Regions from separate parts of the Homo sapiens genome. Here region 1 is linked to region 2. A link is a loop called in an ENCODE intact Hi-C map of the cell type or tissue named here. Cell type or tissue: gastrocnemius medialis. All regions are shown on one strand.

Region 1 (2,500 bases), 77 kb after region 2:
TGATGAGCCAGAGGGCAGGGGCAGAGCAGATGAAGGGACTCCATGAGAGCGCAGGGCCAGGGTGGGACGCCAGGGCCGCTAGTGTGAGGGCTACTGCTGGAAAGGGCCGCAGGGCCCGAATTGAATGTGGGTGTGCATGAGTGCATGTATGTGTGTTGGGCGTATGTGTGGATAGTGATGCATGCATGCACATGTCCTGGGCTGGGAGGAGAGGGCACTGGGTTAAAGGGTGACAGACTAGGGGATAATGAGGGCCCCCAAAGGCTTGGAGGGGAGACACACAGGCAGGAGTAGGTCTTAACACCCACATGGGCACTCAACCCTTGGCCATCTCTGTAGCTGCAGAAAGCAGAGCAGTGAGCTTCCCAAAACAGTTTTGTTGCCTTGGTCATGCATCATACTGGAAGGCAGCGCCTGCAGCAACTCCCAGCTGTCCAGCTCAGGAGTCCCGCCACTGTGCCCCAGGCACCTACTTAGCACGTGATACCAGAGACACAGACATGAAAACCCGGTCTTAAAAACAAAAACAAAAACAAAAAACTTGAATCAAACTCCTTTCCGGCACTTTCCACTGATTTTCTAGACGTTTGTCCTCTGTGCTCAGGGCTGAGGAAACCGGCTTGCCTGCAGGCTGGTCGTTCCAGGGGGTTCCTTTGAAAACTTCCTGCGGTGTCCAGGAGCGAGCAGCCTGCTGCACACAGGACGCAATGCCTGCTGAAATCCCAGATGAAAGTGAGCGGCATCGCCGAGACAAGGCTAGATCCTTTTCAGCACAGCGATCCCTTCCTTCCTCCTTTCCTCCCACAGCTCGGCTAGAGTTTTCTGCCCAGAGGAACTCTGTGAGAGCGTTTCAGAGCCATCCGGGCCGCTTGCCCCCAATAGGGCTACGCTGGCTGGCTGACCCCCCTCCTGCTGGGGGGTACTGTACCCACGGCCCGGGGCTTCTCTATCCCTCTCCTCCCCTCCCGCTGCTGACGCACGCTTCCTATAATAAGCCTCTGTTACTTGGAGCAGGGGCGGCTCCGTAGTAAGCCGAAACCGCTACTATATTTACACCCTTTCCACATTTAGACAAAGGCTATTTTTAACAGAAGGTCTATTTGTGGGGGTTGCCCACGTCACACTGTTCACATGCATCTCACCATCCTCAGTCTGTTCTTCTGATTTCACACTTGTACCGGGCCTCTCTCCTTCTCTCTCTCCCCTTCTCTCCATCATTTTTCTTTCGTTTATTTCTTCCTTTCTCCAATGTCCTTCCTTTCTTTAATCAGATTGAGGTCTTTGGCAGGCTATTTTGCCAGAGTCCTTCAGGGGACAGCGAGGCCCTGTCCTCACGGAGCAGAGTGGGCAGTGCGGCCACGTGCTGGGCTGTGAACTGTTCTTGGCACCTACTGTGGGGACCAGCAGAGACCCCAGTCCCCAGAGGCTCCATATGGGCCTGTTCTGCCTCCAAGTTTATGTGGGCAGGATGCTGGGATCATGACAGCCTGGCCTTTTCTCCTCATGCCAGTCTAGTTTTATTGGTGGGAGAGGAGAGTGTGTGTGTGTGTGTGTGTGTGTGTGTGTGTGTGTGTGTGTGTGTGTGTGTGTTGGGGAAGGGGTGGTGAGCAAGGTCAGAGGAAAATAAGTCAATGGGGTCATCATTCATGCAGAACACTTTTTCAACTTAAATATTAATTTTATCAGATTTGTCTAAGATGACAGAGTTTTTGTTTGGGTGAAAGGAGGTTTCATATTTCCTAGATTCATAATCCACTTAGGAAAAAGGAGGGGGGATGCACGGAGTTAGCACATATTAAGTGCCTGCTGTAGTCAAGCCCTGTTGGACACCAGGGACATCTGGACCTTGACAACGGAGCGAAGGGGTGGTCCTGCCTGCACCAGGTTTCAGGTGAGGAGATTGAGGCCCACAGAGATCCGGGACTGGCCTCACTTAGCTGGTAAGTGGCTGTGCTGGGACTTAAATCTATGTGTCTGGCTACCAACTGCATGCTGGCCCCAAATCTCAGACCTCCCCCATTGTTACTTTTTCGGCTCTCTAAAAAATCAGCAATCTTCATTAACACTGTTTCTGTTATTTTCTTTCCCTCGTTCTGCTCCTCTCCTCACCCTCCCACCCCAATGAGAAGAGACCTTTCCCACCTCAGAACCCCATCTGCACTTCCTTGGTCTACTTCTTCAGTTGATGAGTCATCTGAAATACAGACATGTCAGAATCTAAAAAGGACACCAGAAAAGGCCTTGTGGGCACTAAAGGGTCCCAGAGAAACCCCATGTTGTCAAATCCCATGTTTTTCCTCCCAACAGTCAATTTGGATTATAGCTTACTGCATTTTTGAGAGAGGAGAGCTGAGATTTGAATCCACATCAGACTGTGCTGGAAACAGAATACAGAGCCCATCGTAGGATGTACTTCCCTCTGTAGCCTAGTTTCTGAAAGTGTCATTAAACATGTGGGAACCAAATGCCCCCTGAGTCCCCATATTCAAGCCTTTAAAAT
Region 2 (2,500 bases):
GGATTCAAATCCACATGTGGCTCCTTGTTCAGCCCAGCTTCCTAATGCCAGGATGAGCTGCTCTTGAGGGGAAAGTCCTCAGCCAACCACATTTCAGTGACCCCTTTAACTGGATATTTCTGTCTTGGCTTCCATTCAGGGTTGGAAAGTTTGGACAGATCTCAATAGTTTATTGGGATCTCCGTTTTTCTTACATTTTGGATAAAATCTTTATTTGACATAGATCTTAATCCTTTATTGGCTTCAATTATTTATCCCTTATCTGTTCTCTTTCCTTTTTTTAAATGAAAGTGTTCAACTGAGTTTTCAGATGCTTTGTGACCTAAAAGGGACTGGGATCTGGTAGGAATCAAAGTTAATTTAGAATCTGAAAGCTCATGCCTATATTTCCTTGGCAGAATTGAAAGTGACTAAAAGATTCTGTCAGTGTGATTCAACCCAGCTATTTTGTAAAGCCCCGGGCATGGGTAATGATGGGGGCGGACACCCAGAAATAGCAGCCTCGTCTATCATGGATGCAACTTATCAAAGGCCACAGTCAATGAACAAACCCGCTCTACTTATGTCTACTTCTGCTAGAGTCAAGACATGCCCACAGATAAGGAGGGAGTTTTCTCAGGATAAGGTCAGAGTGAAACAACCTCCATCAGAGGAAAAGCTGATTCCTAAGAAGGGGGAAAAACAAGCTAATGTTTTATGTAAAAGACAAAACTGGAAGGTATTGGGCCCTATATATAGCTGCTTCTCTGTTAGAATTGCCCCAGAGTTATGCTGGGATTCCAAGAAGAAGTGATTCACCCATTCCGGTAGCCTCAGGGCTCTGGACCAATGGTCAAGGCGGGAATGTGATGAGTGATCAAGCACTCTGTAGCACCTTGCTTCTCTCTCAGGGCTTTGGCTGCATTCCCAACATAGGCATCTGAATATATGATAGAGAAAGATGTCTTCTGAACACCAAAGGACTGCTCTGTTCAGCTGGCCAGGAGAAACAGCTATTTGGCGTGTAAGGAGGACAGTGATGGGGGAGCTGATCTGAGCTGGGGCAGCTGATGTGACATCAGCTTTGGCAGGGGAGGTGCTGACAGCAGTGGTTGGGACATGGAATTGTGTTGACAGAAGTTGAATCAGCAGACACCAGAGCAGCAGGCAGGAGCTTGCATGAGTTGTCCCAGATACAACATTCCTCTCCCTGTGAACGTCCAACATGCATAATGTCTAGCTAGTACTAGAGTAAAGACAAATCGATGCCACCCACTACCAATGGAGGAAACCAGCAGCTGGCTCTCTAGCTTCGCTGCTTGCAAACTGCCTTTCAGAACCCAGCCATTCATAAGTAGTAGAATTTCTGTGTTCAGGCACACACACACAAAAAAAGGAACTACTGGCATTTTCATTACAGGTAGTCATTCATTTGGCAGCCACCATTTCTTTAAATGTAAGATACTTCTGATTGTAAGATACACAATTATTTCACCCACACTAGGAAAGAAAAATGCTGCCAAATAAACTATGACATATGAATGATTGAAAGATGGATCCTGATTTCAAATTTGTAAAAATAGGAAAAAATATGCATCTTTGAGCTGGTAAAACACAGTGTGCATCAGGCACTGGGCTAGGCATTGAACATAGGGCTGCAGACCAGATAGATATCAAGTCTGGCCTCAAGCAACGTATAGTCTGGTGGGATGATGGATGTTGACAAAGCAATTACAAGTGTGTTGCAGGGCCTGGAAGAGCATGGGGTCTTCTCCAAGGAAGTGACATGAAAGCTGAGACCTGATGGGGAGCAGGAGTTAGCTAGGTGAGGGTAAAGGTAGAATTTTCCAGGCAGAGGAATTAGAATGTGCAAAGGTTCTGAAATGGGAAAGTGTTAGTGTGAGCAAGGACAAGAGTGACTGGAAGCAGAGTCAGGCAGGGCCAAATCCTGCGAAGCCTCTGGCCCATGTTAAAGAATTGGGTTAATCTAAGAGCATGAGAGGCCACAGAGAGGGTTTAAGCAAGCGTGAAACAAGATCAGATCGTGTTTTTTAAAAAATCACTTTACTTGCAGTGTTGACGTGAGAGGAGCATAAGAACAGGTGCATGGAGATCAGCTAGGAGGTTTTTGAGACAATTCAGAGAAGAGAGGATAATGGTTTGTAATAGGTGCTGGCAGTAAGAATGGAAAGAAATGAGGCTGTAGCATACTTCAAAAAGGCCAACAATTTCTGTGATTTGTATGTCTGATTTTTTTTTTTTGTGGGAGCATGGGGTGGGAAAGATTCAATTGGTATCCAAAAAATATATATATATATGGACTAAAGAAAATTATCGCTGCAGACTGGAGCCAGCTTTTGATTTTCCAGTGTTAATTGTGACTTGTTTGGAAAATGAAATTCCCATAATTTGGATTTTTCTTTAATCAAGATACACTGCTATATTAGGGCAAAAATGAGCCCAGTGTTTCAATAATAAATCATCTCCTTCAAATTTATTTACTTATTTCTCTAGATATTAT

The links. A loop is a pair of places that touch in the nucleus more often than their neighbours do. Peaks named below come from ENCODE experiments on the same cell type or tissue, not always from the same donor. Only the 100,000 strongest peaks of a DNase experiment are listed, where the experiment ranks them.
Region 1: a loop joins it to region 2, with 5 times the contacts of the local background. A loop is called at or near these places in 19 of 110 quality-filtered maps.

Annotation. Positions count from the first base shown.
Region 1 is chr9:99,367,052-99,369,551 of GRCh38, reverse strand. It overlaps NAMA (non-protein coding RNA, associated with MAP kinase pathway and growth arrest), which reads left to right. Exons shown (of 6, transcript NR_102271.1): 4 at 1,744-1,891. All of the region lies in intron 2 of LOC124902232 (a long non-coding RNA gene), which reads right to left. Among named protein-coding and RNA genes, the nearest start is that of NAMA, 7.0 kb to the left of the region's middle. RefSeq lists enhancers at 1-463, 950-999. In gastrocnemius medialis, no CTCF peak of the experiment used is centred here; DNase peaks (open chromatin) are centred at 111, 421, 1,021 and 1,902; H3K4me3 peaks cover 918 bases; H3K27ac peaks cover 2,500 bases.
Region 2 is chr9:99,444,101-99,446,600 of GRCh38, reverse strand. All of the region lies in intron 2 of LOC107987011 (a long non-coding RNA gene), which reads left to right. Among named protein-coding and RNA genes, the nearest start is that of NAMA, 70 kb to the right of the region's middle. In gastrocnemius medialis, no CTCF peak of the experiment used is centred here; DNase peaks (open chromatin) are centred at 840 and 1,100; H3K27ac peaks cover 1,419 bases.